Regions from separate parts of the Mus musculus genome. Here region 1 is linked to region 2. A link is a loop called in an ENCODE intact Hi-C map of the cell type or tissue named here. Cell type or tissue: heart. All regions are shown on one strand. Links, peaks and the distances in the headings refer to the core of each region. The heading gives the core; the rest is flanking DNA. Region 1 holds the start of Fntb (farnesyltransferase, CAAX box, beta). Region 2 overlaps Fntb (farnesyltransferase, CAAX box, beta).

Region 1 (16,323 bases), core at 5,049-13,048, 93 kb after region 2:
ACAAGAGACTTCCACCCCAGAGCCTGCGTTTCGCTCACCCACACTCTTTCAACATGAACATGACAAGGAAAAGCAGAGAGAGGCCTCCCCATGTGAAAGTGCTAGAAAACTCACATTCCAGAAGCTGGGAACCAGGCTAAGTAGTGAGAACGGTGAGCTCCGTACTCTCGGCACAGACCCACATACTCAGAGCCTGCGAGGATGGAGGCCATCCACCAGTTCTTAACAAACCATTAGGGATTCTGATGCACTCTCATGTTTGGTAGAGTAAAAGGGGGGGGGGGCGTGTGTGGTCAGTGTAGGTGTCCTCCTCAATCACTCTCATCACGTCATTTTTGAGACAGGGTCTCTGACTGCACCTGAAGCTCACCCATGAGGGATCCTCCTGCCTCAGTACCACCAGTGTAGGGGCTTTTACATGGGCACTGGGCACCTGATCACAGGTCCTTATGCTTGTGTGACCATCTCCAAAGCCATAAAAGGTTTTTTAAAGTGATAAAGTACTTTCTTCATTCATAAATGTTACTTTTTAAACCACCAACCATACTATTCCTCTTCTCAACTGAAAGGATAACAAAAAATTCTCTAATGTTTAAGAAGCAAAACATTTTTCTGGACAAATAACTTAATATTTGGGGAACATAGTCTAGTAGAGTGTGTCACCCCAAAATAAGCCTTTAGGAGACCAGAAAGCATCACTCACAATAAGACTGCGGAAACAAAACACAGCACTGGCCATAAGCCTCTTTGACTGAGGATTATTTTGAGCTGATTATTTTGAGCAACACCAGACACAGCTTTGAAAACAGAGCAGAAGTTGCTCCTTTATAAGAGAAACTTATATTGCATTGTCTTTATTTCTCTAAAGACAATCACCTTCCTCAACCTCCTCTGAGGTAGCCTCCTCTTTCCTCACCCCCACCCCCACCCCGCAGAGCTCAGTGTGACTCCCCACAACAGACCTTACAACTGATTTCTACCTTCTTCCTGCTCACCTTCCTGTCACAGGCTTCTCAGCACTGTGAAAGACTTGTTTGAAGTCAGAGCCCTAAGTCACCTCTTAGTTACTAACGTCTCTGGGTGAGATGCATATTAATGACCTTCTGGGTGGTTTTTCCTGCTAATCTCTTCTCATCCAGACAGTTCAAGCTAAAAACTCAGAAAAAGGAGACACTTTCCTTTTTTAATATTCATTTTATTATCTGTGTGTGTGTGTGTGTGTGTGTGCGCGCGCGCGCGCGCGTGCGCGTGTATGTGAGCCATAGCACACGTGAGGACAGCACAGGACTTCATGCAGTTGATTCTCTACTTCCATCTTCCCATGAGTTCTGAGGATTAAACACGCATCATCAGGCTTACAAAGCAGACACTTCCACCAGCTGAGCCACCCGATTATCTCTCTGACCTTTTTACTGTCTGAGACAGGGTCTCACTAAATTGCCCAAGCTGTCCTTGAACTCACTATGTAATTCTGGGCTGGGAATGAACTTGCCATCCTCCTGCCTCAGCCCCCTCTACAACCCTCAAGCAGATGGGATTACAGACCTGTTCTACTAAGCCTGAGTCAGTCCTTAAACTGACTCAGGGATAAGATATTCAATGATAATTATCTTTTTGTTGTTGTTTTTTTTTTTTTTTTGAGGCAGGGTTTCTCTGTGTAGCCCTGGCTGTCCTGGAGCTCTCTCTGTAGACCAGGCTGGCATCATATCCACCTACCTCTGTCTGAGTTCTGGGATTAAGCCTGGCTTCAATGATAATTATTGTCTTAGGCAGGGTTTCTATTCCAGCACAAACATCATGACCAAGAAACAAGCTGGGGAGGAAAGGGTTTATTTGGCTTACACTTCCATTCTGCTGTTCATCACTGAAGGAAGTCAGGACTGGAACTCAAGCAGGTCAGGAAGCAGGAGCTGATGCAGAGGCCATGGAGGGATGTTCCTTACTGGCTTGCTTCCCCTGGCTTGCTCAGCCTGCTCTTTTATAGAACCCAAGACTGCCAGCCCAGAGATGGTCCCACCCACAAGGAGCCTTTCCCCCTTGATCACTAATTGAGAAAATGCCTTACAGTTGGATCTCATGGAGGCGTTTCCTCAACTGAAGCTCCTTTCTCTGTGATAACTCCAGCTTGTGTCAAGTTGACACAAAACCAGCCAGTATAATTATCTTACTCATATGATCTAGAAAAATTTTTTTGATTGCTCAAAAAGTGGTGATAATAAAAAGAAACATGAAGAATTTTTTAAAAACTGCCTTGTGGATAAGAGGAGAATAATTGGCATTTCTAAATTAATGTAATATAAAGTATAAGATATAAGTTATTATATTTGTGTGTGTGGTGCTAGGGGTTGAACTTAGAGCCTCTCATATGCTAGGAAGTGCTCTACCACCAAGCTATACCCCAAGGCCCACAGTTACCTAATTTAAATGCAATTTTTTTTTTCAACAGGTACTTGATCGCTTTGCTGCCTACCTGAAAGTCTAAAAGTGCTTATATTTCATCCTAACCAGAATAGTCTGTAGACTTCTTTTTGCTTGGTAGACCTGGGAGCCTTACACTGAAGGCATACCAGCACTGAACTACGTTTTCAGCCCAGTTTTCTTTTTATTTATTTGTTTGTTTATAAACAGGGTCTTGATATGAACCATAAACCGGCCTTAAACTATGGTCTCCCTGACTCATCCTCTGAGAGCTGGGATTATGGAGTGTGCACCACCACGGCCAACTTCACCCTCCCTTTTGGTTTTACATAGATTCAACATTGAAATAATACTATCTCACGTTCTCCGTAGAGTTGTCTGAGTAATAACACCACTGGCATTGCCAGTGGAAGATTCAGCCGGTGATGGTGGTGCACACCTTTAATCCCAACACTCAGGAGGCAGAAGCAGGTGGATCTCTGAGTTCAAGGCCAGCCTGATGGACAGAGTGAGTTCCAGGATAGAGAAACCCTGTCCAAAAAGAAAAAAAAAATCAAATAGAAGATACTTTGTTCTCTATTTCTCTGTTCAAGGGTAAACTGAAAAACAAACAAACAAGCACAATAGTATGTATTAGAAACAAGTGTTAGCAAGGCCACCACTGAAACTGGGACTATCCATACTAATCTGAAGTTCGCAATAAGGTGATCCCCACGGCACGATAGTGATGAAGACAGACAGTACTAGCACAACCTCACCTTGCTGTCTACTCAGAAAAGGCCCTTGGGCATCCCATCCACTGGCAAAATCCTTATCAAGGGATAGCCCTTCACAACCGTCAAGAAACTGACTATTCCTGTTACAAGCATGACAGGCACTCTGTAAGTTGCTGTCACCTCTCACCCAGAACAGTGCAATAGCGTCCCAACCCTTGCCTCCTACCTCCACCCTCATCTCCGTGTGTGTGTGTGTGTGTGTGTGTGTGTGTGTGTGTGTGTGAGAGAGAGAGAGAGTGTGTGTGTGTGTGTGTGTGTGAGAGAGAGAGTGTGTGTGTGTGAGTGTGTGGGCCCTTGGAGAGCGGAGGCTTCAGATACCCCTGGAGTGGGAGTTCCAGGTTTGTGTGTGCAAAGAACCAAAATCTGGTCCTCTAGAAAGGCAGCAAGTGCTCTCACAGCTGAGCTCTCTCTCCAGCCCAATCTCCCACCCCCAGCCCCCACATATAGTTCTTGACAGTAACCTGAGGACTCTATTAAGTTATGATTCAAAGGAGTCCCCGTAGCTAACAGGTCTGAAGGTGGGAATGGAAGGAGTGGAGAGAGAGTAAGGGTCTCTGAGGAGGAGGCGCCGGAGAAGGGCTGACTTTAAGTCTGGGAAAACTTTAGGTCACAGCACAGCAGGAGTGAGGAAATCCACTGATTTCATCCTTCGCTCTCGTGTCTCCTAGCAATATATCATGGCTCAAACCCAGCACAAGAGGCAAGGGAGCCTGTTAGTACAGATCTACCTCCTGAGGCAAACCTAGAGATCTGTGGTGAGTATGGCTGGTAAATACAAGCTCTGCAGCCAGTGGTTTCACATCTCAATTGGCCCTTTCTTTTTTTTTTTCTTTTTTCTTTTTTCTTTTCTTTTTTTTTTTTTTTTTGAGACAAGGTTTCTCTGTGTAGCCCTGGCTGTTCTGGAACTCACTCTGTAGACCAGGCTGGCCTCAAACTCAGAAATCTGTCTGCCTCTGCCTTCCAAGTGCTGGAACTAAAGGCGTGCGCTACCACTGCCCGGCTCAATTGGCCCTTCCAAACTCAGCAGCCACTAGGCACACTCGATTCCATCTCATCTTGTGTCTCCTGGCCTGCCTTTGCCTGGCAGACTCCCACCTCAGGCTGTGCACCCGCTTTCCCAGCCCAGAACAGCACTCATCCACTCGGTCCATCGTGACCTGTCCCCGAACACACTTCAAACACAGTCAGATCAAGCATGATATCATTGGCAACCCTCGCCTTACTGTGGTTTAAGTTTCTAAAAAACACCTCTGTATCCTCCCTTCTCCTTGGTACCGGTGGTAGATCGGCCCTTGCACGTGTTTAAGCACACGCTCAACCACTGAGCGACACCCCCGTTCCTCATGCTTTTCTTCTCTTAATTGGCTGACTCCCTGGCCTGGCCTGGAGCAATTTCCTTAAGATTCCCTAAAAACCCATTTCCTTTGTTCACTGACTCATGCCAAGTGTCTGAGCAGTATCTAGCACCTGAGTTGTTTTTTTTTTTAATTTTCATTTTATTACTTTGTGTGTATGGATGTTATGTCTGTGCACCACATCCGTGAAGGGTTCCTGGAAACTGGTCTAGAACATCAGACGCCCTGAGACTGGCGGTACAGACAGCTGTAGGCCACTTTGTGGGGTCCTGGGGACTAAACCCATGTCCTCTGGAAAAGTACCTAGGGCTCTTAACCACAGAGCCATCACTCTAGCCTTCAAGAATTTCCTGAAGAAAGTGAATAGTGGAAAGAGCTCTTTCCACTCCTTACAGGTTTTACTCCTGTTATTAAATTCTTAATCACTGTTTCATAAATGAAGGTTTCCAAATAATGAGATAGACAGCGATCGCCAAGCATTGATCCTTATTGCCATGACACAAAACTGAGCTGTCAGTAAATCCTCGAGGAAGCTTTGGTCAAAACCAAAAGATTCAAACGAACAGTATGCTCGGTAAACAATCCCTCCTCCCGGCAACGTCGTTTCTGACCACTGTACTCTGTTACCCACCAACCAGACAATTCTCTGAGCCTCTGCCTTCTCTGTCAGCATGTGTTAAGGACTGAGTGACACACTGTCAGGAGAACATTCGGAGAGCATTTAGCACTCAGCTGGAACCAAATGAATGGTCACTGTGGTGATTAGTAAGATGCAGAGGAAGCCATAAGAATGAAATACCGCGTTATCTTCTGTCTTAGGCAGGGTTTCTATTGCTGCAATGAAACACCATGACCAAAAAGCAAGTTGGGGAGGAAAAGGTTTCCTTGGAGACTTACACTTCCAGATCTTAGTTCATCATTGGAGGAAGTCGGGGCCGGAACCTGGCGTCATGAGCTGATGCAGAGGCCATTGGGTGCTGCTTATTGGCTTGCTTCCCTGACCTGCTCAGTCTGCTTCCCCATAGATCCTAGAACCAGCAGCCCAGGGATAGCCCCACCAGCCCAGGGATAGCCCCACCCACAATGGGCTGGGCCCTCCCCCATAGATCACCAATTGAGAAAATGCCTCACAGCAGGATCTCACCGAATCTTTTCCTCAACTGAGGCTACTTCCTCGCTGATGACTCTGGCTTGTGTCAAGTTGACACACAAACCAGCCGGTACATCTTCCTCCTAACTGCAACTCTTCATCCTAGACTTTTAAAATGTGAGCTGGAGAGCTGCAGAGATGGCTCAGCAGTTAAGATAACTGACTGCTCTTCCAAAGATCCTGAGTTCAATTCCCGGCAACCACATAGTGGCTCACAACCATCTGTAATGAGATCTGATGTCATCTTCTGATATGTCTGAAGACAGCTACAGTGTACTCATATACATTAAATTTTTTTTTTTAATGTGAGCTGTGATACTGACATAAAACATAAGACTATCATACCATTGGGCTTGTATCTGACAGACACTCTACACTGACCTATCAGGACTTAGCATCCTCCCCAGCCCTGGCCTTGGCCTGGCTCTTTTCAGAGCATCCTGTGTCCATTTTTTTATTGCTCGTAATGCCTACTCAGAAGTTAAGTTGTTTTATCCTTATAGGAACCAAGCAAGGAAGGAACTTCAGCGGTCTACTGAAAAACAGTATATATAATAGACAACAGATCAGAAAACTCACGATGAGATGTTAACTCTCAACACAGATGGTTTTGTAAGTGACAGACTTAACTCTGATTCTGTTTTCTTCATTAGCATCCTGTATACCCTTATCTGCTAAGTCAGCGTTTCTCAACCTGTGGGTCATGACCACCCTGTCACAGGGGTCGCCTTAAGACTATTGGAAAACACAAGCTATTTACATTATGATTCATAACAGTAGCAAGATTACAGTTGTGAAGCTTTTTAAAACAGCTTTATGGTTGGAGTGGCCACAACATGTGGAACTATAGAACTATAGTAAGGGTCACAGCTTTAGGAAGGTTGAGAACCGCTATTCTAAGTCAGATCAGTTAAAGATATAAATGGTGTACGTGTGTGTGTCCTGTTTAACCCTGTAACTTCAAAAGAAAAGGCTTGTAGTTGTCTTATCAACTACAGAAACACCGCTCTACCCAAGTAGTAGAGGCACATGTTCTAGCCCAGAACTTGAGAGGCAGAGGCAGTCAGATCTCTATGAGTTCGAGGCCAGCCTGGTCTACGGAGTAGTTCCAGGCAGCCAATGCTACACAGAGAAACCCTAGCTCGAAAAAACAAACAGACCAAAAAACCCCAAATTGCTCCAAACCCTGCAAAGATTCTGAAGATTTTGTCACTGATGAAAGATTTCTTTGCAATGTTTTATAAAAGTCTTCTGTGGGACACAGTTAACTAGGTTAGAGAGCTGAAGCCAAAAAGTTCCCTTTATTACCCTAAAGCCCACAAGGCATTGACTCAAAGATTAAAACAGTCCCTCTGCTACTAGGTGAATAACCATGTGTCCAATCCCTTGTTCTGTTATGAATCTTTAGGGCAAGAGAGATGGCTCAGTGGGTAGAGGTGCTTCCTATGCAAGCCTGCCAACTTCAGTTGGATCTTCCGAACCCACATATTGTGTGTCCTGGTATCAACACGTACAAACACATGCCATACACACATTCGCACACATAAAAACTGAAATTTTTATACAGTCATTATTTGCTGCTAGTTTTGCCTAAATAGAGGCTCACAGCTTTAAGATAAGATGAAGCCGGTCCCTCCACAGTTAAGCCTGAGTAGTGATCTTAGTAAGATCTTATTTTAGTAAGTGGCTGAATGCCTATTCCTTAGCGACAGGACTCATCCTGACCACTTCTAGTAACAGATGGGTAAACAGCTCTACAACAACCGATTTGGGAACAATTCCAAATGGAGAGTGAGAAAAATGTAAGCTATCAACTCACTACTCACACCTTAAAACACTTTTCAAAATGGCATGTCTGGTACACTCTAGGCCTTAGTGAATCACAAGCAGTTCAAACTCCATACTTTTTTGTGCTTTCCGAACTATACAGTTTTCCAGTCTGTCTTGCCCAACCAGGCTCTTGCCTAGGGGCTGTTATCTTTTTCTGTATTTCCAGCGTTCAACAGCAAGTGCTCAAATGGTTACCCACCACGAGGTAGGCCTCAACCTGACCCAATAGGTCAGAAATTAAATCGATTTAGGGATGACATGACCACAGTCCGGCCGTTCGATCCCCTAGATGTCCGGAAACTGCGAACATGTGAAGAAAAGTGAGCGGTCGGTCCTAGAACCTCAAGACATCTAAACAGAACGGAGCGGACTACCTGGTCCGCCCAGGCTGCTGTGGACTCCAGACACGAAACAAGATCCTTTACAACGTCCGAAGCAGAGAGATCAGGGGTACTGTCCTGTTCTCCAAACCCAGCCCTGACAACAACCCTCTCCTACCCAAGTAAGCCCCGAAAACGCTCCACTCGGAAGCCCCAGTCTGGGCGCCTAGAGCTCGGGGGCGGGGGCGCAGTGCACTACGGGAGTTGTAGTTCCATGGAGAGTTTTGCCCCGAGACGGGCTTACAAAAGGGACTCCTACTCCCAGAAGGCCCCGCGCGGGCGCCTCGCCCAGTCCTGCCACCTCACCTGTTCTATGGATGTGACTGTTTCCACTGAGTCGTCTTGCAACCGCTCCCGCACGTGCTCAGGTCTCAGACTATACAGCGGTTCTGACCAAACAGGGGAGGAAGATGGAGGACAATAATAGGTGAAGGAACTCGAAGAAGCCATGATCGGGAGAGCTGCGAGCGCTGTATAGGACTCAGCTTCATCCAGCAACAACGCGCATTGAAACTCGAGCGGGCTAAGGCGCTACGGAAAGTCCGTAGAGTCAAAAAGATTTTGAACGCGAATCTCTCCTCCCACCTACACATCTTCAAGAAGTGAGTTACTGGGATACTGCCGCCCCCCGTCGGACAGATGAGCTGCTGCAGGAGATCAGCTTTCTGGAGAAAGGAGATCTAGGATGCCTCGGTTCGTTATGCAAATAATAAAAAAGAAAACGTCAACGTTTCGCTCTCGCCTAATTGTAATGCAGTAGCTTGCGATTTCAGCTGTTCAAGAACCCTAAGAATGTAACCTAAAAAAAAAAAAAAAAAAAAAAAGCATTTCTGACATCTCTCTTGAGTACCTCAGTCACGCTATTAACTAATAGAATTACCATGCACCTTTGGGTCCTTGACAGCCTCTTAGGAGAAGCCTCAGCTTTTCTGTGCATTAGCAGAATTGCAGGTCTCAATACTCAGAGATAGAGAAATGTAGTACTGTAATTTTCTCCTTTGGAGGTTACAGTGCAATGGCAGAAACTAAAAGAAACTAAAATACCATAGAAGAAATGAGTGTAAATGCATCATCCAAAGAAATATCAACAAATATTCATGGAGCTCCTGCTACTTGTTCCGTGCCAGAGCCCAGGAATGCAGAAGTGAACAAAATTACAATGCCCTTTTCCTTAGATTACATCTGAATTTCATTTTTGAGGAATAGGCAGAATTAAATAAGTGAACATAAATATTTGACAGCTTCCAATTATGGTATGACAGAAAATAATAATAGAGTCAGGCCTGGACGGGTGGCTCAGCAGGGGCTGCAGCGCCACAGGATTCCAAGCAGCCACCTGGAGACTTACAGCCACCCATAACTCCAGGTCCAGAGGATCTGACGCCCTTTTCTGGCCTCCACAGACAACATACACACAAGTAATGCACATGTGCACATGCAGGCAAAATACCCATACACGTTTTTAATGTTACTGTTTCATATATATATACATACGTATATATTTGAAAATGATTTTTTCATGCAATATATTCAAATCACAGTTTCCCTCACCCAAATCCTCCCAATTTCCCCATCCACCCAACTCCACATCTTCTCTCTCTCTCTCTCTCTCTCTCTCTCTCTCTCTCTCTCTCTCTCTTCAGAAACAATTAAACAAAAAAAGGAAACAAACTAGAACTTTAAAGAAAAGAGAAGGCACAGTAAATACAGGCTCACACACAGAATGAAATTTTTCGAAATTAGAAAGGAAAGAAAATAAAAATGTCTTTGAAACTGACAGAAGAAACTGAGTTCTAATTAAATTTGGTGGCTGAGCCAGACCCTTCTTTCTTTAGGTCTCTTAAGCTGAAAACCAAAGTAGTAGCCATCTATAACAAAACAATGAAGGACAGCAAGAAGACAGAACGGCATTTGAAGGAACATGCCATAAATATACTTGTGCATGCTTCGGTTAATTCTGATAACCCTTGAATGAGTATATCCTTATATACCTCACAAATACAATGTTAGAGTGGTGATTTTAGGAAAGCCCTGTGAGGCTGGAGAGACAGCTTAGTGGTGAAGAACACTTGTTGCTCTTACAGAGGACCTTTTTATTTCCCATCACCCTAACTGGCCACTCACATCTGCCTTCATCTCCAGCTCCAGGGATCCAATGCCCTCTTTTGACCTCTAAAGTACATCTGTACTCATGTGCATCTAACCACACACAGACACACAGGTGTAATTGAAATCTTTATGGGGCTGGAGAGACGGCTCATTGGTAAAGAATATTTGATGCTCTTGCAGAGGACCTGGGTTGGGTTCCCAGAACCCATGTGACATTTCACAACTACCTGTAACTCTTTTAACTCCAGTTCTAGGCTTTTAAACACCCTCTCCTAGTCTCTGCAGACTTTCACACACACATGGTACATATACACACTCAGGCGCGCGCGCACGCACACACACACACACACACACACACACACACACATACACACACACACACTTCAATCTTTAGGAAAAACCTACCACATTTGGACAGCAATAAACAAGGATTTTTTCCAGGATTTACATCAACAGAACTAAACCAGGAGCAGGAGGGTGGTTCAATACAACTTGTTGGACAAGCTTGAGGACCAGGGTTCAGATCCAAGAAGCCACATAAGTGGTGGGTGGGTGTGTTATCTGTCTGTAACTCCAGCCTCAGAAGGCCAAGGCAGAGAGCACCCAGAACAAGCTGAACAGCTGGGTGAGTGAGTTCTGGGTTTACCTAAGAGACCCTGCCGGAATGATTAAGGTTGAAGAGCAGGTAAGGCTGATTCCTAGCATCAACCCCAGACCTTCACGTGCACATACAAACATGTGCCCACAAACATACAAAGCCATGCATACCTATGCACACCACGTGCACATGAGAAAGGAAAAAAACAACCCCATCAGGATAAAAGGTTCAATTATTTAAGATGAGGGGTTGTGGGGAAAGACAATAAATGTCCCGGGGCTGGTAGTATAGCTCAGTGGAAGTACCTAGTGTGTGCAAGGTTGAGTTTGATCTCTACAACACATACAAGGCACATGTACTCTACTCCCTGCTCAGAACATTTTAATACTCTCCTATTCAACCCCAAGTCACATGTCTAAGATCATACCTATATAGAATTACACAATTGGTCATCTCTCCCTTCTGAGGCAAACAGTACTCAGATTCCAAGTGTGAGATGGAGACTCAGTGCTGGAGGCTTCATATGGGTATACACTATCATATGTCCATCTTTTTAATTTTCTTACTTTTTTTTTTTTTTTTTTTTTTGGTTTTTCGAGACAGGGTTTCTCTGTATAGCCCTGGCTATCCTGGAACTCACTTTGTAGACCAGGCTGGCCTCGAACTCAGAGATTCACCTGCCTCTGCCTCCCAAGTGCTGGGATTAAAGGTGTGCGCCACCACGCCCGGCTATTTTCTTACTTTTTTAAAAGATTTATTTATTTATTTCATGTATGTGAGTACACTGTCACTGTCTTCAGACACACCAGAAGAAGGCATCAGATCCCATTACTGATGTTTGTGAGCCACAATGTGGTTGCTGGGAAGTGAACTCAGGATCTCTGAAAGAGTAGTCAGTGCTCTTAACCACTGAGCCATCTCTCCAGCTCCCTGTTTGTTTGTTTGTATGTTTGGGGTTTTGTTTTGTTTTCTCTGTGTAGCCCTGGCTGTCCTGGAACTCACTCTGTAGACCAGGCTGGCCTCGAACTCTGCCTGCCTCTGCCTCTCAAGTGCTGGGATTAAAGGTGTGTGCCACCATGCCCGGCTCCCTGTTTGTTTCTTTGAAACAGGATTTCTCTGTGTAGCCCTGGTTGTCCTGAAAGTCACTCTGTAGACCAGGCTGCCTTCGAACTTGAGAAATCTTCTCTTCCTCCAGAGTGCTGGCATGAAAGAGGTGTGCTATCACCACCTGGCTTTCACATGCCCATCTTGGTATGAGGGGAAAACCTGTAGTACCAGAGGCCCAGAAGATTGCCAAAGCTGGAAACATGTGGGACTGTGGTTAGGACCATGGATATGAAGTATTAAAAAGGTCTTAAGGAACTTCCTGCTATATTCACGTTTTCTCTTTCCCTTAGTTCTGCCGGGTGTCTGATAAGGTCTGGGTCAGATGAAGGATTCAGCTTTTAATGTAAAAAGCGTCTTTGCGTAAGAGATAGAAACATAACATTTCAATTTTAAAAGTAGGGTCATTGAAGAAATAGGTGAAAGGGATTTGTAACCGAGTGTTGAATCTGTCATGAGACACATAGAGCAACTGCAAATTTTATTCTAGAAAAGAAATGTGTGTGTGTGTGTGTGTGTGTGTGTGTGTGTGTGGTAGGCACTGGGCTAAGTGCTTAGGAGAAGGTGCTGAACAAGCCAGTTGGTCTCTGCCCTGTGGGTCTCATGACTTATCAGAAGAAACAAACACTCACTAAGCAGTGATGCAAAAATGGTTCATTACGGTTCAGAAAAATGACTACGGCAGAAAGAAGCACTGAGTGTTACAAGATTGTGTAACAGGTCAGACTTGAGGCTGTCTGACCTGGCGACTCCCATGAATAAATGAGCTGGCCAAACTAGGGTATTGGTCAGGTAGAAAACCCAATGATATCCAGAAGTCAGGAGACACCAGTGACAAGAACCATGAAAAGTTTGGCATTGTGTATAAGCTTCAAGATCAGTCAACCCTGGATCAGCAGCAGACTACCAGTTGTCCTTCTGGTTTACTAAAACTGCTGGTTCTCAAAGCAGAAGGAGGGTCAGTTTGTGCATCTCTGCTGGAATTGGTTAGAAGGGACCATCTTCTTGATGGTAACCCTTGGCAACTCCAGCATTTCCAGCCTGGACGGCAGATGGTGTGGGTTCCTTTACCAAAATTCCTACTATTTGTGTTTTTTATTCTTTCCTATATTGAATGTTGAATCATACTTCTTAAAAGATAGTTTTATGATGTTGATGGTGTTAATGTGCATTTGGAAAAGCAAGAAAACAAGAAAAAAGTTAATGATCTAAGTGAACCACTAGAGGTCGCCTGTGTCGCCCTCTCACTCCCTGCTTCATACAAGCACACAGAGCTGACACATTTGAGGGGTCACTTTGAACTCTCCTCCTTGTACTGTTTTTGTTGCTCATTTGTTTGGGCTGCAGCTGGTTTGAGTTTTTATTCAAATACCTGATACTGACTTTTTTTTTTTTTTTCTAAATCAAATGAGCAAACATCCTCAGAGAGTGGAAGCCTCCCTTAAACTCCACGTTGCTGGATCCAAGGGCAATTCTCAAGTCTTCCTGCTTGATGTTCTGGCAAGATTTATATGGCTGATCTTTACCTCAGTGAGCCACTTTCTTTTTTAAAAATGTTTATTTGATGATAATGATGGTGATGGTGATGATGATGATGATAGCAATGATGATGATATGGGATATACAATGGTGTGTGTATGGGAGGGAGCACATGTGCCCTAGTGTGTGGGTTGGGAGTGTGTGTGGGGGGGGGGGTCAGCTCTCTCCTTCTACCTTTGCACGGCTCCAGGGATCGAACCCAAGTCTTCAGGTTTATACTGCGAGTGCCTTTACTTGCTGAGCCACATGTCCAAGTCTTTCTTTTCTTTCTTAGTAAAACGTGTGTGTGTATGTGTGTGTGTGTGTGTGTGTGTGTGTGTGTTACTTGCTCAGTGTTCTCCAGTGTATGTGGATGTAGGTGCATCATGCCACAGCTAACGTGTGGGTCAGAGGAAAGCTTGTAGGGTACCCATTCTTCCCTCCCACCATGTGAAACCCTGAGGACTGAACACAGGCTGTCAAGCTTGGTGGCAGGCGCCTCTAACCTGTGGCACCATCTTGCTGGCACCAAAACTTTCTTTGTAGAATCTAATACTGGGTTTACTCTGATACCTTGACTTCAAGGTACCCCAGGATTCAGTGCTTGGATTTCTCCATCTACACGCCATAGTCTACAACTTGTGTTTTTTTAATGGGGGCTGGGCGTTATCATAAAAACTACTTTATCAGCAGATACAAAATTGAAGCCAACTAAACACCATTAACACTGAAAATCTTGAGAAAGGACAAAAGGAGTTCAGTGCTAGAGTTCTTGCCAAATGGGGCTGGAGAGATGGCTCAGCGGGTAAGAGCACCAACTGCTCTTCCAAAGGTCCTGAGTTCAAATCCCAGCAACCACCAGGTTGGTCACAACCACCCATAATGAGACCTGACACCCTCTTCAGGTGTTTCTGAAGACAGCTACAGTGTACTTATGCATAATAATAAATAAATCTTTGGGCTGGAGTGGTCAGAGTTGACCAGAGCGAGCAGAGGTCTTAAATTCAATTCCCAAAAACCACATGAAGGCTCACAACCATATCTGTACAGTTACAGTGTACTCATATACATAAAATAGATATATCTTAAAAAAAATTCTTGCCAAAAATATATTAGGTCCTGGGCCTAAGTCACAGCACCTCAAAACCAATACAAGAGAACTCCTGGAGCTGGGTTTTAAAAGTGTTGAGGGGCATTCTACATACCACACGGGCGACTGTAGAGCCTGGCTATGGTCTGGTGTCACCAGAGGTGCCTTTAATAATAGATTCTCATCCCCTCCAAGGCTTGAAGTGGAATAGCTCCTGAAAACGCACATCTATTCCTATAAACAAACAAACAAACAAAAAACCCAAAGTAAAAACCCCTCCTATCCGACTGCTATAAATAACTCTAATGAACCGCATGAGGTCACACACACACCAGAAGGCATGAAGAAAGAAGAGAGAATGGATGAGGAGGGGAGGACGGGACTGCTGGGAAGGGAGAAGGGAAAGAGGGGAGGAGAGGAGGAAGGAGAGTGGGAGAAGGGAAAGAGAGGAGGGGAGAAAAGGAGGAGGTGGGAAAAGGGAGGAGGGGAGAAGAGGAGAAGGGGAGAGGGGGTGGAGGGGACTGCTAGGAAGGGGAGAGAGACAAGAGAGGATAATGGGAGGAGAATAAGATTAAAATATTTTGGGGCTGGTGAGATGGCTCAGCGGGTAAAAGCACCAACTGCTCTTCCAAAGGTCCTGAGTTCAAATCCCAGCAACCACATGGTGGCTCACAACCTTCTGTAACGAGACCTGACACCCTCTTCTTGAGTGTCTGAAGACAGCTACAGTGTACTTAGATATAATAATAAATAAATCTTTTAAAAAAAGATTAAAATATTTTATGTAATGTAAGGGTCCATTGTATTTTGTCTTCTTGGTCCCTGGTGGCCTCCTTTAACAGTTTGATTATTTCAGCGAACCCTGACGCGCAAAGTTTACAAAACCTGGCAGATCCTATTGTTCCAGGAAGCGTTCATGAACCCCAAAAGACCACCAAGGAGCTGACTCTGATTTAATAGAATTAGGGTCTGTTTACTACACACTGGGGCTTGGGCTCTCCTCCAACCCAACCCTGACACAGCAGGACAGGAAGGGAAGGCTGAGCCTTGAACCTTCAGCAGGACAAGTTTTTATAGGAAAACAGGAGCAAGTGAGGGAGGAAGGGAGGGGTGTCCAGCCTGGCAAGCATTTAATAGAATGACTGTAAGCTGACAGTCATAGCAAGACCATATATAATCACAAATGATCTGAAAGTACATCTGAAACAAATCAGACTAGTCTTTGATTAACTGTTGCTAGGAAGTTGCTAGGGACTAACTCTAGCCAAGGACAAGCCATGGGGTCCTTCCTGACATGTGGGTGCAGCTTGGGTTCTCCTACAGGTCAAGTTCTCAGGGTTTTTGGTTTTCTTTTCTTTAAGATGGAGGCCTATCCCAAGATGGAGTAGGTTTGGTTTCTCAATCCTAGAATTTCCCGTACTTGCCTTCAGGTTTATGGGGCTGGGATGCTAAGGATGGTTTGCTTCTGGGGCATCCAACAGCATGCGTTGGCTGGCCCCCCTTGAATATGTCACCCAAGATAGGTGACCTCAAGTTGGCAAAGCCAGGCCTTCTTAGTAGATACTTGGTAGCCAAGTTGACTCAACTCCTGTAGCAGGTCAGGGGGTCTCCAGCGTATCCTGGACAATCCCCCAAATGTAAGGGTCCATGGTTCCCAAAAGAGTGATACCCTGGACTCAAGTAGTATGGAAACCCCAAGAGTGTTCTATTCTGGAGAATTCCATCATGCTGGGGTCTCCTATTACCAAGATAGAGAGACCACCAAGTGAGCTTGCTGGCCTGACTTTAAGCACTTAGGGGAATTCCAGGGTAGGTGGGCTTTGTCTTACTCTATCTCTAGGCATTCCAGAACCATTACCAGGGTGTGATGGGTGGAAACTGCTGCAGAGGAATCCTGGGTAGGTTGTTTGCTTGCTTGTTTGCTTGTTTGTTTGTTTGTTTGCTTGTTTGTTTCTAGTAACTGACTTGCCAAGGCTTGCCTGGACTTGCCCAGCT
Region 2 (16,323 bases), core at 3,219-11,218:
GTTGAAAGAGAAGCAGTGATCTCTTGCTGGAGCCTACAGAGCCAGGAGCAGCTGTAGGCAGACCTGTTTCTTCCGTGTCTCTCGGCCTAAAAGAGTGGTTAGGTGAGTGGCAGAAAGCAAGCACCTTTGAGGCTTGCAGTGAGAGAGCTGTGGCAGCAGTTCCTGCTAACCAGGTACTCTCTGGAGGAACGGCTGGCTCGGAGCTGAGACACTCCTTCTCCCAGTAATGAGTGTCTAGTGTAAAAGGTGGCTGGCTGGTAGTAGTATTGGCCAGGGCTTTTCAGTTTCTAGAGCATTCAGTTATAAAAGAGAAAACAACAGAGCTGCCAAAGACTGGAAGTCAAAAAAGGCCTATAACAGCATCAAGTTAACTACTGTGAACCCAACTACAACCTGAAGCTTTGACCATTGATGAAAAGGGTTTCCAGCCAGAAAGCACCTCCATTTGGTCTTCCAGTCTGGCTGAAGGGAAGTACTGCTTTCATAGACCAAGGGAAGAAATGAAGTCAGGTAAGTTCTTGGATTTATATGGCAGAGAGTGCTGGGGTTTCATTCCCTTGACGTCCATCTTGTAGGTAGTTCATGTTTGTCCAGGAAGCAGATAGCTCCTCAACCTCACGAGCTGTGGGGCACGAAGCAGAAGCAGAGTCCCTGAAGGCCCTCCTGGCCGAGGCAGAAGGCGGGCTGAGATGAGGCGTGGGCAGAAGGCTTGCCGGTCAGCATGTCTCAGCATCCTTAGGGCACTGTACACTGGCTTGGCCAGAACAGATGTCAGGGACGATCTGCCAGTGGAGCCAGCTGGCGAGCTGGCGAGTGAGGAAAGTTAGGCACCCACTGGGTTGGCTGGTGGGACATCTTAGGTACAGGGCCCTGGCTCCAAGATGGGTATGGGACAAGGGTTGAGTTTAGGCTTCTGTGAAATCCATACACTAGTTGGATGTAAAGAGGTGCAGTGTCTAGCCGGGCTGTCTTCAATCTATACTACCTGATACGACAGGTGGTGGAGGACTGAAGGTGCTGTGGGCAGTATTGACTGGGCAGGAAGAGACCCGGGCAGAGGGTGGTCTGCAGAAAAGGACAAGCAAAGGAAGCAAAAGGCACAGCTCGGTCTCCTTTGGCATGAGTGTCTAGGACACGTGGTGTGGCCCAGTGATGCGGATCTTTGTTTCTGTTATTACAGCGGGTCCTGCCCAGAGCCCAGCTTACCTGTTGGTTTCCTGTTTGCTTGGTCACTGCAGCAGGTAACTTCCCTTAGGGACCTGTTGAAACTCACAGCTTCCTTGCAGCAGCGAGTTTGGGATGACAACTTTTGCAATCGCCCCAAGCACGGGGTGTTTAAAAATGGCCTGGTTCCTCCTCTGTGCGTGCTTTTCTGACATGCCAGTCCCCTCGAAGAGTGTCAAACATCTGCTAGGCTCACAGAGCTGTCAGGTTTTGTTTGGTTTTGTTACATGCTCTTACTATGTAGGCCATGCTAGCTTGGAACTCACTAGGTAGCCAAAATTGAATTTGAGATTCCTCCAGCCTCAGTCTCCCTCTTGCTGGGATTTTACGTGTGTGCCACCACACCCGAGAGCTGTCAGCTGGGACAGGTTTAAGAAACAAAACTGAGTGGGGTGGCAAGAGTTAAGAGAACTAGGACTCAAGCAGAATTCTGTTTGCAAAAATGAGGTTTTTTAATGCCTAGACTCTGGAGTCAGACTGCCTAGATTTCATAGCTTTCATGAAGTCATTTCCCTTAGCTTCAGCATCCTCATCTCTAGAATGAGGTTCATAATGGCCATAGCTATATAAGGCGGCTGTGTGTATACGTGAGGTAATGTGACCAGTGACAGGTGCAAGATGGGCAGTGCTAGCAAGTCCCACACAAGCCCCAAAGTGAGAGTTGTCCTCTGTGTCTCCCGGATGCTTCTCACACCTGCTCTACCCTAACAGGTCTCAGTGACCAAAGAGCAGGGGTCCCAGGTCCAAACTAGCAGGTTCTTTAACACTGAAGAAGTTCCCACAGAGGCATTAGTCAGCCTTTCTCTGTAAACTAGGGTAGTGACTCTACCCTAGTAGACACCATTGGAGACCTGGGAAAATTGCACAGAAGCCCCAGTAGGTCAGGCTGATCCCAGGAATGCTTGTGCAAGGGACTCCATGGCTCTAGCCTTTCTAACCTATAGCACCTCTGGCTCAGCAGCTGGAGTTAGTTTCACAAGTGGTCCTTGGGTCACCCAGGTTTGGCTCCTAAGAAGCAAGTTGCTGGAGCGGGTGAGGCGTAGTTGTTGATCTGCTAATTTGCATCTGAGGTCGGCTAGCTTGGGAGGATGGAAGTGGCTTGCCCTGCCAGTCATTGCACCTGCTCCAGTGGGGCTCGAAGACTCCAAGACTACCCATTACCTTTCTCAGATGTCCCTTGCAGATAACCTGCTCTCGTGACACATTGGTTGGGTTACCATATGATCCTGTTGGAGCAGTTCTTTCCCAGGCCTCTTTGAGCCTGTTCTCAGCCCCAGGGACACAAAACTCAAGACTCTTTGTTCAACAGTTTCTCTAGGCCAAGAGCAGACCCAAGTGGGAACAAGATTTGCCAGCCTCTATGCTGCAAGGTGGAGATTAGGGGGGTGTGTTACCTTACTAGTTAGTCCCTTAGGATAAAACAACAGGTTTCTGGGCATGGTCGTGCATGCCTATACTATGATCCCAACACTTGGGAGACACAGCCAAAAAGGTCTTTATTTCAAGGCCAGCCTCTGTTGCACAGTGAGGCCCTGTATGAGGCAAACATGGTTTTTAACTACCATGTTTCTGCTTGACTGCAGTGCACTAGAGTGATTGATTCCTCTCTCCCCCCCCCCCCCATGTTCTAGTGTGGAGTTTCATGAACTTTTTTTGTAGGAACAGAACAGAATGCCATAAATTAAGGCACTTGAAAATACATTGGTGGGGAAATCAGAAAAGCAGGTTAAAGCACAATGGGGAGAACTGATGAAGGCCTTGGATACTGTCAGACTGGTGGGGACTGGAGTCTGACACACTCTAAGGGAATGCTTCCTGTTCATTGAGTGCTACATGCAAAACAGAAGTAGGAAAGGAATGACTAGGGGGCCTAAAGTGAGCCCAAGATAAATTGTAGTCAGGCTCTGGACCTGAAACTTTTCAACCACTCCGTATCACCCAGGTTCTAGTCAGTTAATGACTCTGCAGACAGTTTCTTTTCAGGAATTCTCATCCACAGGCCAGAGGCTTGAACCTCCATGTCTCAATTCGCTCGCTTGCTGCAGTCTTTACCTCTAGTTGCTGTCCTGGTCTCCAAAGCCATACCACAAGGACAAGAACCAAGTACCATTGTGAGACTACAGGTGTACATGTACAATGCCTTTGAAGTGTTCCAGCACTCAGATACTCAATGTAAGGTGGCAGGTCTTAGTCTCCCAAGTTCCTGGCTCTGAGCCCCTCCTGCCTGGGTGCTATGAGATGTGGAGTGAGTGATCTCCATCCTGTACTGATGCTGTGGAAGTTTGGTGTATATAGATACTTCAGAAAGGGGGCCTAAGGGCGGAGCTGTTTTCCTTGCTTTCTAAAGGAGAGAGGGAGGCCTTTGAAACAGTCTTAAGGAATAGTGTATCCTGTTGGCGCCCTCACCCATCCCTCCCTCTGGCTGTGGCTGGTGTTTCTTTTTTTTTTTTTTTTTTTTTTTTCTTTTTTCTTTTTTCTTTTTTTCTTTTTTCCGGAGCTGAGGACCGAACCCAGGGCCTTGGGCTTGCTAGGCAAGCACTTTACCACTGAGCTAAATCCCCAACCCCATGGCTGGTGTTTCTTGAGAGAACCTTTCGTACCTGCCCAGGGCTTCTTCCACATGGGACTTGTTGGGGTGTGTGCAAGGCATTGTTTTGAGCCATCTCGCATGAGCCTGTTTTATGAGGGTACTGAAACACCCTGGATGGTACCTGCCACCCAGTATGCAAATTCATGAGGCAGTGAGTTTTACAGAAGCCAAGGAGTTTAACCCACTAGGCCCCCAGCCTGGTGAGGAGCCTTCCCTGAGGTAGAGTTTAGAAGTATTTATGGGATGGAAAAACTGGTCTGAGGTGTTGTGGGGAAGGGTGATAGAGGTGAAGAAAGACGAAGTTATCATTATCGGTGGTCTGTGTGTGTGCAAACTTCTTGCCACTTCCTAAGATGTGGGGGAAAATGGCTGTATTAGTATAACCTGGCGTGACTTGTGGGCCCCCTGACTGCCTGTTCACACTTTTCCAGTGTAGGTGGATTTGTTGATTTCAGCCAGTATGAGCCAGACGGTGCTTCCTCCAAACCTCTCAAAAGCAGCTTTTAAACAGCCGCGGTAACCCCATGGCGCATTAGAACCCACAGAAGTTCAGACTTCTTCTAAGTGAGCTTCAAAGGAGAGAGTGCACTCTGATGTTTATAAATTTTAACTAGGGAGAATGAATGGCTCATGCTTCTTACAGGAAGAAAATGGTGATTTCATTCTGGAGATTCCTCACCGGTAGAGCGAGAGGCAAGGCAGACAAGCCTTTTGGCTGGACCCAAGGACACTCGCTCTGCTGTCTGCTGCAGATACTCGGTATGATGGGTGGGTTTAAAGGGGTGCAGAGCAGGAAGTCCTACATTCACAGCGGCTGATGAGATCCCTTCCACCCATGCTGCCAGCTGCCCAGCAGGCTTGCTGTGAGTGCCAGGCCCCAGTCAGGACTGTTTACCTCTGATGTTCATTGCAGGGTGGGGCCCTTGTATGCCTACAGCCTCTGGGCTGAACTACCCAACAGTCTCTATTATTAATTTGTTTCCAGCAAACTAAAGACTGGAGGAAAACAAACACGGAATCAAGGGCCCAATATTAAGAAAGCCGTACCAGAATTTTCCATTCCAGTGCCGAAAGTGGCCAGGAATTAAGCTTTCTGCCAAAGAAAGCAAACCTGATGGCACTGGCTGTGGGGAGATACACATCTCCCCATATGGTGCTTCCTGCAGAGGACTCAAGAACAGGGCCTTGCAGAATACGGTTCAGGAGGGAACCGAATGCTCCCGGGATTGCCACTTGCCATATGGTCACTCATCCCAGCTCGCGAGTGCAGTCCTTGTTCCCCTATTTCCTAGTGTCCTTATAGCTCCAAGATGGTAGGAACAGATCTAAGGCAGAGGCTGTAACAGGGTCAGCCAGCTAAAAAAGGAATGTCACGTCCATAGCAAGCACTACCACAGGGTCTCTGAGAGACCAGGGAAGAACTCTGGGTCCAACAACGACCACATTTCCTGTCCAGGAAATGAGTCCAGGCCACTCCCTCCCTGTATGCAAAGAGCAGATGTGATGTGAGCAGGCCTTTCAGCCTAGAAGCTCCCCAGAAGTCTCAGGCTGGTCAGTTTTTGCTGCTTTACCTTAGCCAAGTACCTAGTCTGTCATGGTCCTCTACAAAGTCATTAAAAATGCACAGGGGGGTGCTGGTGAGATGGCTCAGTGGGTAAGAGCACCCGACTGCTCTTCCGAAGGTCAGGAGTTCAAATCCCAGCAACCACATGGTGGCTCACAACCATCCGTAACGAGATCAGACTCCCTCTTCTGGAGTGTCTGAAGACAGCTACAGTGTACTTACATATAATAAATAAATAAATCTTTAAAAAAAAATGCACAGGGGGACAAGCCTGGATGCGCAGTCATCTCTTCCTTTTGATGGGATTGTCCCCATGTGATTTCAGCTCACGGGTGTTGGAACAGCGTGTAGTCTTGGGGCTGCCCTGTACTGCCCACTGGAGATTTAGGCCGGTTATAAAACCCGGCCCCTAGATTGCTGCAGTCTTTACCTCTATTTGCTGCCCTGGTCTCCAAAGCCATACCACAAGGACAAGAACCAAGTACCATTGTGAGACTACAGGTGTACATGTACAATGCCCTTGAAGTGTTCCAGCACTCAGATACTCAATGTAAGGTGGCAGGTCTTAGTCACCCAAGTTCCTGGGTAGAGATAAGATTCATACATGAGCCAGGCAGTGGTAGCGCACAACTTTGATCCCAGCACTTGGGAGGCAGAGGCAGGTGGATCTCTGAGTTGGAGGCCAGCCTGGTCTACAAAGTGAGTTCCAGGATAGCCAGAGCTATACAGAGAAACCCTGTCTCAAAAAACAAACAAACAAAAAAAGATTCATACATGAGTCATAAGTACACATGCCCAGTTTCTTTCTTTCTTTTCTTTTTTTTGTTTTTGTTTTTTTTGTTTTTGTTTTTTTCTAGACAGGGTTTCTCTGTGTAGCCCTGGCTGTCCTGGAACTCACTCTGTAGACCAGGCTAGCCTCGAACTCAGAAATCCGCCAGCCTCTGCCTCCCAAGTGCTGGGATTAAAGGCATGGGCCACCACACCCAGCTATGGATGCCCAGTTTCTACATGCCAGGGAAGTTTAAGTGGAGCCCTTGGGGATAAAAGGGGAGGGAGGGAGGAAGGATGTCAAGGGTCAGGGAAGGGCCCACTCAGCCCTTCTCACACACTTTTGCTTTCCTTCCTCCCTTGAAAATTCAATGTCAGGTTATATGGGCCAACTGCTGTCTTACGGACTGATTTCAGTTGGTGAAGAGGTAGACTCGAAGCCTCTCACATACATAGGTTGGATTGCCATTCCCACACTAATGGGACCCAGAGATCCTTGGGATCCAGGCACATCGCTGGCACTGATTTGGAGAAGGTAAAGGATTTCAGAGGCATCCAGGGAAGAGCATACATACCATCAGCATCTCTCATGAGGATAGGGCTTGCAGGGACCTCACGGGGAGGGCATGATGGGTGGGCGTGGTCAGGGAGATAAAGATATCTGGCTCTGGGAGCACTCTCCTAGCAAGGAGCTGTGATCCAGCCCCGCTCTGGCTGATAGCTGCAGGCTCCAGCATACCCTTTGTCCCATCAGACTAGGCCATCACAGGTACAGAGGTAGCAAGGAAGAATCACACCCAAGATAACGATTCAGAGTTCCTATTATGGGAGGAAGTTAATGTGAGCGAAGGTTAAGAGAACAGTGTACTGAACCCAAAAATATGCAGAACCCAGTGTCAACTACTACTCTCTAGCAATGTGTTTTGAGAGAAAAAGATGATAAAATGTTGCTATTGATATGTAAAGGAAACAGCCATTAAAGAGTTCTAGTAGCCAAAGTAGAGACAATTTGAGCAGCAAAACAGGCAGGCTACGGTATTAGAACATAACTGGGGAGTATTCTGGAGTCTACGCTGATAGAAACAGCCATTCCTCAGGACTGGAGATGGGCTCTGAACCCCTCATAGGTACCCAAAGCTACAAGTGCTCTGATCTCTCAGTGAGATGGCACAGTATTTACACAGAGCCTCCATAAGTCCTCCTGTGTACTTTATTCTCTTGAGGCTGGGGATACAGCTTGGTCAGAAAGTGCTTGCCTAGCCCAGAGTTTGCTCTCCAACACTGCCCTCCTGCCCAAAGCTCTGTTTACAATGCTATGCAGATAACTGCTACGTTGTATTGTCTCCAGTAAATGGTGAAGGGGAAGGTCCACGGGTGGTCAGTGTGGGTATCAGTTTTCTAGTATCTCTGCGTCTCAGTTGGCTGAATTCACAGCTGGTGACACAAAGGGCTGAATGAAAGATGGAATGAGAGAGAGGTAAGCCAGTCTCCAGGGGGAGGTTTATTCATCCCACCTCAGATTATGGAGACTGATGGTCATAAAGGGAGGGACAGGGAGAAGGAGAAAGGGAAGGAAGGAAGGAAGGAAGGAAGGAAGGGCGGGCTTTGGAGACATCTAACCCTAGTAGCTAGTGATCCGGGTCAGCATTGTTGTGACTTCCCTCTGTGGTTTTCTTCCCCTAAAGTAGAAACCTGCAAGAGTGTTACACCAGTCTCACTTGACAGTCTAGCAAATAACCTGACCTGAGCCTCTAGAACAACCAAGGTCATCACAGACAAAGAAGTCTGAGAAGCTGTCACAGCCAGAGGGAGCCAAGAGACCTAACAGCAGAGTACATAGTATCTTAGCACCAAAAAATGGTATAAAAGTGGCCAGCGAGATGGCTCTGCAGGCAGACTTGCAGCCAGTTCTCATGACCTGAGTTCTGTCCCCAGAAGCCACATGATGGATGGAGAAAACTTCTACATTGCCTTTGACTTTCAGACAAGTGACATATCAGATACACCCACACACCCCACACACAGTAAGTGTAATTTTAAAATGGCATTAGACAAAAACTATAGGAATTTGAGTGAAATGTGGCCTTTAGCTATTACATCCATATTGCATACCCCACCACATGTATGCAGTCCCTGTGGAGGCCAGAAGAGGCCATCAGGTCCTCTGAAGCTGGAGTTACGGACTTGTGAGCCACCATGTGGGTGCTGGGAGCTGAATCCTGACCTCTGCAAGAGCGGCAGTCAGTGCTCTCTGCTCTCCACTGAGCCACAGCTCCAGGTCCTCAGTGTAAAAGCGTAACAACTGGGGTAAGCAGGCAGGTGGGTGTGTAGGAACTTTGTGCTTTGTGATTTTCTTCTGTCAATCTAAAACGAAAGTTTTTGGATTTACTTTAAACACACACCTATACATATATCTAATATTATGCGTATGTGTGTTCACCTGAGTGTGCATAGACCCTGTGGGCGTGCAGGAGCCTGAGGAGGTCAGAAGAAGCATCAGACCCCCTGGAACTGGAGTCAGAGATGGTTGTGAGCAGCCACATGGTGCTGGGAATCAAACCTAGGTCCTCTGGAAGAGCAGCTAGTTCTCTTAACCACCGAGCCATCTCTGTAGCCCCAATTTTTCTTCTTCTTGAGACATAGTCTCATGTAGTGGTGTCAAGCTAGCTACTATGTAGCTGAAGCTAGCCTAATCCTCCTGCCTCAACAGGTTGCACTGTCATACTCAGCTGGTCTCTCTCTCTCTCTCTCTCTCTCTCTCTCTCTCTCTCTGTCTTTCTGTCTCTGTATCTCCCTCCCTCCCTCCCTCCTTCCTTCCCTCCCTCCTTCCCTCCTTATGACTCTCCTTCTCTCTCCTCTTCTCCCAAAGCCTAATTTTAAAATATGCTGCTGCTTCTGCTTCTCCTCCTCCTCTTCCTCTTCTTCCTCATCTTCCTCCTGTTCCTCCTGCTTTGCCCCCAGCCCCTTTTTCTGTCTTTCTGTTTTCTTTTTGGAGGCTGGGTCTTGCTATAGGTCTTGCTATACCTCACTGTGTAGCCCAGGCTTTTAGCTTCTGATCCTTCCACTTCTGCCTTCTGGGTGCTGGCTCAAACATCCATTGTTTTTGTGGTTGTTTTTGAAAAGCTGTGTTTCCTTAGGGGGAGCTGAGGGCAGTGAAAACGTTCCCACTGACCAGGCTCTGTTCCTGTCTGATCTTGTTCTTGGATGTGCCAGCGTGGCAGGAGGAAAGAGTCCCAGCTGCCTGGTCCCAGCTCCTGTACCAGCTGAAGCGCTCAAGCAGAGCTGTCCTTGTGGGAAATGAGGGAGATGTCCAGGAACCGGTTACACGTGCTAGGGCAGGTTGTAGAAGGCTGGCTGCCACCAGGGCTGCGGTCAGCTCCCAGAGACTTGCATCACGGCGTGAGTAAGACCGTGTCACAGCAGGGTGGCACACACTTATTTAAGAATGCCACTCTATTCCATACACAGCATGAGGATCAGCTAGGGGCACAGCTCAAACGCCTAGCATTCACAAAGCCTTGGGTTCAACCCCCAACACCACATCAGTCACCATCTCCAAAGGATTGAGTGGGCGTGTCCCCCTCTTTGCTGTCATCGGCTAGTCCTGGTGAAAGATGGGGCCAGGAATTGAAGGCCTCAGTGATCCGGCCCTGGAAGAAACCAGTGTTTATCCCTACCCTTAGGTTACCCTTGAACCTCTTGATCTTCAGCCTGGCAAGAGAACATGGGCTTTGGGCAGCTTGTGGGCAGCAGATCTGGGCTCAGGTGGACTTCATCATCCAACATCAGAAACCTTAGTGAGTCACCCAGCTCTCTGTCCTGTTTCTCCAGTTATGAAACACAGGTCATACACCTGCCTCACCCACTGGGTGAGACTGAGCCAGGGATCAGATGAGGGGAGGAAGGACAGACGGTCAGGTCACGGGTTACTGCTGGGGAGAGCAGGCAGCAACCAGGAACCTGTGTGGCCTCATGGGTGATTATGGATAGTTTTGTGTCCTCAGTTTTTGATAAGCTCACTTTAAGTTGAAAGTATAAAGTCAAAACTGTACTAATGAGCTGGGTGTGGTGGTACACGCCTGTCATCCCACCACTTAGAAGGCTGAGTGAAGAAAGATTCTGAGTTCTAGGCCAGCTAGGGTTCTATAGTGAGACTGACCAAACAAAACCAAACCCACAACACCGCCTGCCTAACCTGCCAAGCCAGCCTGGGTTATATGGTGAGACTGAAAATAAATAAATAAACACCACCAGCCTAACCTGCCAAGCAGTGTGGAGCCCATTCAGCACGTTGCTTTCGTAATACTATGAGGTCAAACCATTGTAAGTTGAAGCCTGTCTGTGATGGTAAATGTAACTCCGGTCGGCTCATACAACTCAAAAACCAGACAGGGCCTCAGAATCCGTGCCAGGCCTGTCCCTGTCATCCAGGAGGCTGGGTGTGCTTACTTCTCAGCCTGCCTGCCTTCTAGGTGGAAAAGTGGCCACACGTGACACTGTCCCACTAGGAGAGAACTGTTGCTTCTGATAATCAAGTGTCCAGGGCTGCTTTGGGCCGTTTCAGGTCATATTCTTGGCTCTGGATCAATCACCAGGGCCAAAACAGGCTGCCTGGCTTATCCCTGGTTACTGTCGACCCTAAGCAAGTAGTTGAAGCAAAGACAAGTCAGGATGACTGGTTTGGGGCGGAATGGATGGCAACTGTCACCCAGGTTTCCATTACACCTCGTCCATGGTGGTGGTCAGCAGAGGTAACTGGCCTCCTAGGACAACAGTTTTCCCTGCTGACTACAACCCCAATTTTTATTTGGAGTTTGTGGTATTTGAAGTATGTCCCTTACAGGCTCAGGTATTTGTTTTTGTTTGCTTGTTTGTTTTGAAACTGGGTTTCTCTGTGTAGCCCTGGCTGTCCTCTGTAGACCAGGCTGGCCTCCAACTCAGATCTGCCTGCCTCTGCCTCCGGAGTGCTGGGATTAAAGGCGAGTGCCACCACTCTCAGCTGCAGGCTCAGGATTTGAACATTTGGTCCTGTGTTAGTTGTGCTGCCAGGGGACATGTAGGAGGTGGCGCCTTGCTGGAGGAAGTGAGTCTGTGCGGGCAGATTTCAAGTTCATCCTCTAGAAGTTACCATTTGCTGTTGTTGTATTTTTATGTATGCCTGTTTCCTTTCTCTTCACATGCTTGTACACATGCTTGCCACAGTGCACATGGTGAGCTCAAGGGACAACTTGTAGGAGTCAGTTCTCTCCTTCTGTGGCGTGGGGTCCAGGGATCGCACGAACTCAGATGGTCGGGTTCCTATGTAGCCCAGTCTAGTCTTGAACTTGGGCTTCTTCTGTCTCTGCTCCTGAATCCTGCAATTACAGATGTGCATCACCACAGGCAGCTGACAGTGTCTCTGGTATCTGTAGTTGTGTATTCTCCATCCTTGTCCAAGGCAGTGAACGCCATCGAGCAGAATGTATGACTGACTGCAGTCTTTAGCAGGAGTTTTACCGACCAAATGCATCTATGTGACTCACAGTAAACATCCCAGCCATGAAGATATGGCAGAACACTGAATGAATACAGATGAGACGGCATCTCTATATACCAGGGCCAACTGCAGCCCATGGGCCAGATCTGGGTCACCACCTGTCTTCATGGGCACAGCTTGGCTTGGGACACAGCCATACTCCTGTGGTTTTGTGGTGGAGGAGAGTTGAGCGTCGCAAGAGAATGTATTAGCCACAAAACCTAAAAGTATTGGTTTTATTTACAAAAAGTATGCATCCTGTTGGTATAGTTGATAAACCAGAACACAGGGAAGCAGTTCCCCCAGGAGCATCTCCTTTTCCCAGGTGGAAGCAGCACTGCCCTAGCTCTCAAATCAGCATCAGAGAAGCAAATGTTTCTGAGTCAAACTTACCCTGGAAGGAGGTCACTGAGACGTGTCCAGTCGGTGCCTTCCCTGATACGCACTCTGTGCAGGGCTCATATCTTTTTAGGCCACAGTGAGAGTCTAGACAGCATGTAGGTAGAAACACATCCATTTCCCACTTGGGGCTTTGATCCAGGCTTCTAGACTCAGAAGCTGAAAGCCATAGTGAGCTCCTGCCATTTCCCGGAACATACTTCTCCAAGAGGTGGTTTGAGTGAAATTGAGACAAGCTTTAATCTGTGTGATGGAATGTCAGCATTGTTGTCCACACACCCAATACTTCAAGCCAATGGGTCCTACCCCTAGCCACAACTGCACTGCACTCAGGACCATCAAACACCGGTGGCTGCTGCTGCTGCTGCGGCTGCTCTTTTTCTTCTTAGTTTGTGATGGTGGGTACAGAACCCTAGGCTTTGAGCATACTAGGCAAGTATTTTGCCATTAAGCTGTTATTTCTGGCTCTAGACAGATCCATCTCTAATACCTGACTATATTAAAGTGTATACTTTAATATATATAAATAAATGTAATATATATATATATTTAATACAGTATATAGAGTTAGTATTGATGAAATAGTGTAAGGCATCTGCCTCTTACAGTTTCTTTTTTTTTTCTTTTTTTTTTTTTTTTTTTTTTGGTTTTTTGAGACAGGGTTTCTCTGTGTAGCCCTGGCTGTCCTGGAACTCACTTTGTAGACCAGGCTGGCCTCGAACTCAGAAATCCACCTGCCTCTGCCTCCCGAGTGCTGGGATTAAAGGCGTGCACCACCACGCCCGGCTACAGTTTCATTTTTAAAAGATGTATTTTTATGTATGCATGTTTCCTTTCAAGTACATGTGCATCACATGTACGCCTAGTATGTAAGGAAACCAGAAGAGCGTGTTGGGGCCCCTGTAACTGGAGTTAACATGCAGTTGTGAGCCACCATATGGTGCTGGGAACTGAACCCAGGTCCTCTAGTCAACAAACCTTAACCACTGAGCCGTCACAGCAGCCCCAAAGGTTTCCTTAAGTTATTATTATTAACACAACTTGCTAATAATTATATAAGTAATATAATTTCATAAATTGATTCCATATTAAAATATAAAGTATATACTAAAATAATAAAATTCATAAATAACTAAATTGTGTGCATGTAGGTATGCATCCATGCATGCATACATACATAATGCATGTCACAGTGTACATGTTGACATCAAAGGACAGTTTGTAGGCGTCAGTTCTCTCCTTTTGCCACGTGGGACCCAAGGAATCAAACTCAAGCAGTCAGGCTTGGTGGCATGCTTTACCCACGAACCATCACAGCTTGCCTCTTACCGCTGTTTAAATTCTATCTGATGAGTTAAAGCACTAGGAAGCAACACAGCCAGGTCAGAGTGACGCTAGCCCTGGGCAGGGGCCCTTCCATGGCACTGGTATTTAAGCGTCTTTATGGTCTCTGCTTCTGTATGGTTTTAAGTGGCTTCCTATAGAGTCCTACTACTACAGAGTCTGCGGGACAGCTTAGGCAGGGAGTATGCGCGGGTTCTCAGTGTCCCTAAGACCTACATGATACATCTGTTATGGAATTTATCACCAGGAAGAGGCTCTTGGCAACTGGCATGTAGCCTTCATCCGCTAGAACTCTACAGTAACCCGCTTTAGCCTTTTGACCCCAGAAGGCTCTCATTAAGTAAACTCAGTTCTGAGAGGCACCATATCTTCCTTCCTCCTCCAGGCTTCTGGACCTGTGTTTTCCCCTTTCCGGGTATTTAGTCTGTAACACCCCCGTGGCGTGGTAGACGGAACAGGCTTTATGCTGTTGTAGTTCTGACACAGGAAGATACACTGCAGTTCTGTGCTTCAAAGGAACCCACAAGAATAGGCTCTGCGGTCCTAAGTTCACAGACCCAGAAAACACATGGGGCTACTGGCCAAGTGAAGACTTCCTGAAGCTAGGCCTCGGTGTGAGTTCCATGGTGTAGACTAGTCCAAAGAGCTATTGGCTAGACTCTCACCTGATGCTAACTGACTCAGGCACAAGGCTACAATGAAAGAACAGTTTAAGAATGCCCCCTGAGGGGCCTTCTGTTGCCAGGAACAGCTGCCAGAATCCCCAAGGTGGGCAGGTGGGCCTCAGGTGGATACAGAACTGTTGTAGTTTGGTATTTACTTAAAAGTTTCCTGGAGTCAAATGCTATGCTGGAAGTATCTTTTACTCAGGATCTACATAATAAAATATGGATCGAATAACATCTGACATTTCTCTTAGCAGCACTTACACTGCTAGAGGCCATCTCTTCAAGGTCACTGGCCAACTCCTCCTTGGGAGAACCTTTCTTTTTCTTGGTTTTAGGCAGAGACAGGTGGGTCTTCCATTCCATTTTCCTGTAGGTCTCCTGGGGTTTTAGCTGCTTCTTCTTAGGTTTTCATGTACCTCCTCACAGAAAGAGGTCCTCATCTAAGGAGGAAGTGGCCAGTGAACCAGAAGAGGAGGCAGCAAGCCCCACCATCCCTAAGAAGAAAAGGAAATTTTCTGAGAAGCCTGAAGTTGCTGCTAACTTCACAAAGAGTCGCACAAAGAAAAAGAAAAAGTCCCAGAAAGCACAGGAGGATTAGAACGGACCTGCTTGGTGGGAGGGGCATACCTTGTGGTGGCACCTCCTGCCCATGATAAAACCCCAATAAAAACACAAAACCAGAAAAAAAAAATCTGAGATTTCACTCCAGGCCCACCTGAAGGCTCAATTGGGAAGTTCTCCAGGAAAGGAATTATAGAGAAAAGTTAGTACAAACCCGGAGACAACAGCACCAGTATCCTCTCCTCTCCCTAGACCAACTCCACTGATCCTTCTAGGCCCTGCTCCAGGGTATAAAGACATCACAGACCACCGTGGCTTCTTGACCCCAGCTATGACTGCAGTTATCTCCAATACCTAAGGCTTCTGGTGCTGAGCCTTCTCCTGTCCGTGGTGGACAGATAAACTTAGGATAATGGGTTGCAACCCAAACCTTTATTAGCAAAGTAAACATTTCCAGGGGATGGGAGTTGTAGGCAGAATGTAGCTCTGGGTTATTTGCATGGATGGAGTTTCCTCCTGAGGTATCCTCCTTTCCCAAGGAGCAAGCCTCAGAACGTCGCCTTCTTGACCTTTCTTGTCTCTTAGTAACCACAGAATTCTGGCTATATCCATACCATTCCCTGCCTATGGCCAGGATGTCCGTCCACCCTGCCTGGTGCAATAGCTCCAGTCCCCTGCTCGGACTGGAGACAAGCTCTAGAACTCAGTGTGTGAAGGAGGTGCTCAAGGAGGAATGGATTTCAACTTCCTTCATTCATATGCAGGAGACAGGAAGTCCCCAGAGCAAAGGGGCATCCTGAAGGAATTTTCTGGGATTAGACAGGAGATAGCACAGTGGGCTGGAAGGAAGGCTCAGTGGCTAGAGCACTTGCTGTTCTTAGAAGGATACAAATTTGGTTCCCAGCACCCATACTGAGCCAAGTAACAACCACCTGTAACTTCAGACCAGGGGATTTGATGCCCTTTTTTGGTCTCCACAGACATCTACACACACACACACACACACACACACACACACACACACACACACACACACACACACACACACACAAAGAGAGAAAGAAAGAGAGAAAGAAAGAGAGAAAGAGAGAAAGAGAGAGAGAGAGATTTAAATTTTTTTCTGGAAAAAAAAAAGACAGCATAGAAAATGTTACTCTTTTATTATTTCAAGGAGGTAATACATAGCCCAGTACACCAAAGCAACAGGGAATCAGAGGCAGCAAATGGCCAGTGGTTAGGGGAAGAGCCTCATGCTGCATCTCCAAGCTCCCGTCTGCCTGCTCACAGGCTGGGACAGTGAGGCGAGCTCGCTGTGACTGTAGCAGTGGATGGACGAGCAAACTCAGCACCCTACAGACCGTGCCAGGCCGGTGCAGGGCAGTTCCAGGATTACTGCCAGCCCTACTACCTGAGGCTGCTGTCCCGGCAGCAGCCAGCCTGCCTGGAGTGGACAGGGCGGGAACAAATCCTGAGTGATCAATTAAGGTGAAAGCCTTAGTAGTGTTAACACTCTGGATGAGAAAAGACAGCACTGTCTTGGAGGGGTGGGTGGGGAGAAGGAACCTGGGCCGCAGCATAGCTGGAGGAGGGCCTCTCCTGGTACATGATGGGGAGAGGCAGGGGCTGGGCATGGGGAAGCTGCTTCCTCTGGCACAGAGTTGACCTAGAGGTTGGTTTTCCACTCATAATT

The links. A loop is a pair of places that touch in the nucleus more often than their neighbours do. Peaks named below come from ENCODE experiments on the same cell type or tissue, not always from the same donor. Only the 100,000 strongest peaks of a DNase experiment are listed, where the experiment ranks them.
Region 1: it touches region 2 in a loop (3-fold over the local background); 3 of 42 quality-filtered maps call a loop at or near these places.

The regions. Positions count from the first base shown.
Region 1 is chr12:76,829,544-76,845,866 of GRCm38, reverse strand. Fntb (farnesyltransferase, CAAX box, beta) reads right to left here and starts at 8,400. Exons shown (of 12, transcript NM_145927.2): 1 at 8,216-8,400. The coding sequence starts at 8,359. In heart, for the core only: CTCF peaks have their summits at 8,541, 12,739 and 12,940 (motif pointing right); a DNase peak (open chromatin) is centred at 8,176; H3K4me3 peaks cover 1,820 bases; H3K27ac peaks cover 1,242 bases; H3K27me3 peaks cover 479 bases.
Region 2 is chr12:76,920,866-76,937,188 of GRCm38, reverse strand. Fntb (farnesyltransferase, CAAX box, beta) reads right to left here. Exons shown (of 12, transcript NM_145927.2): 12 at 15,777-16,323. Among named protein-coding and RNA genes, the nearest start is that of Gm46358, 19 kb to the right of the region's middle. In heart, for the core only: CTCF peaks have their summits at 5,587 (motif pointing left) and 7,957; DNase peaks (open chromatin) are centred at 4,698, 5,268 and 10,638; H3K27ac peaks cover 597 bases.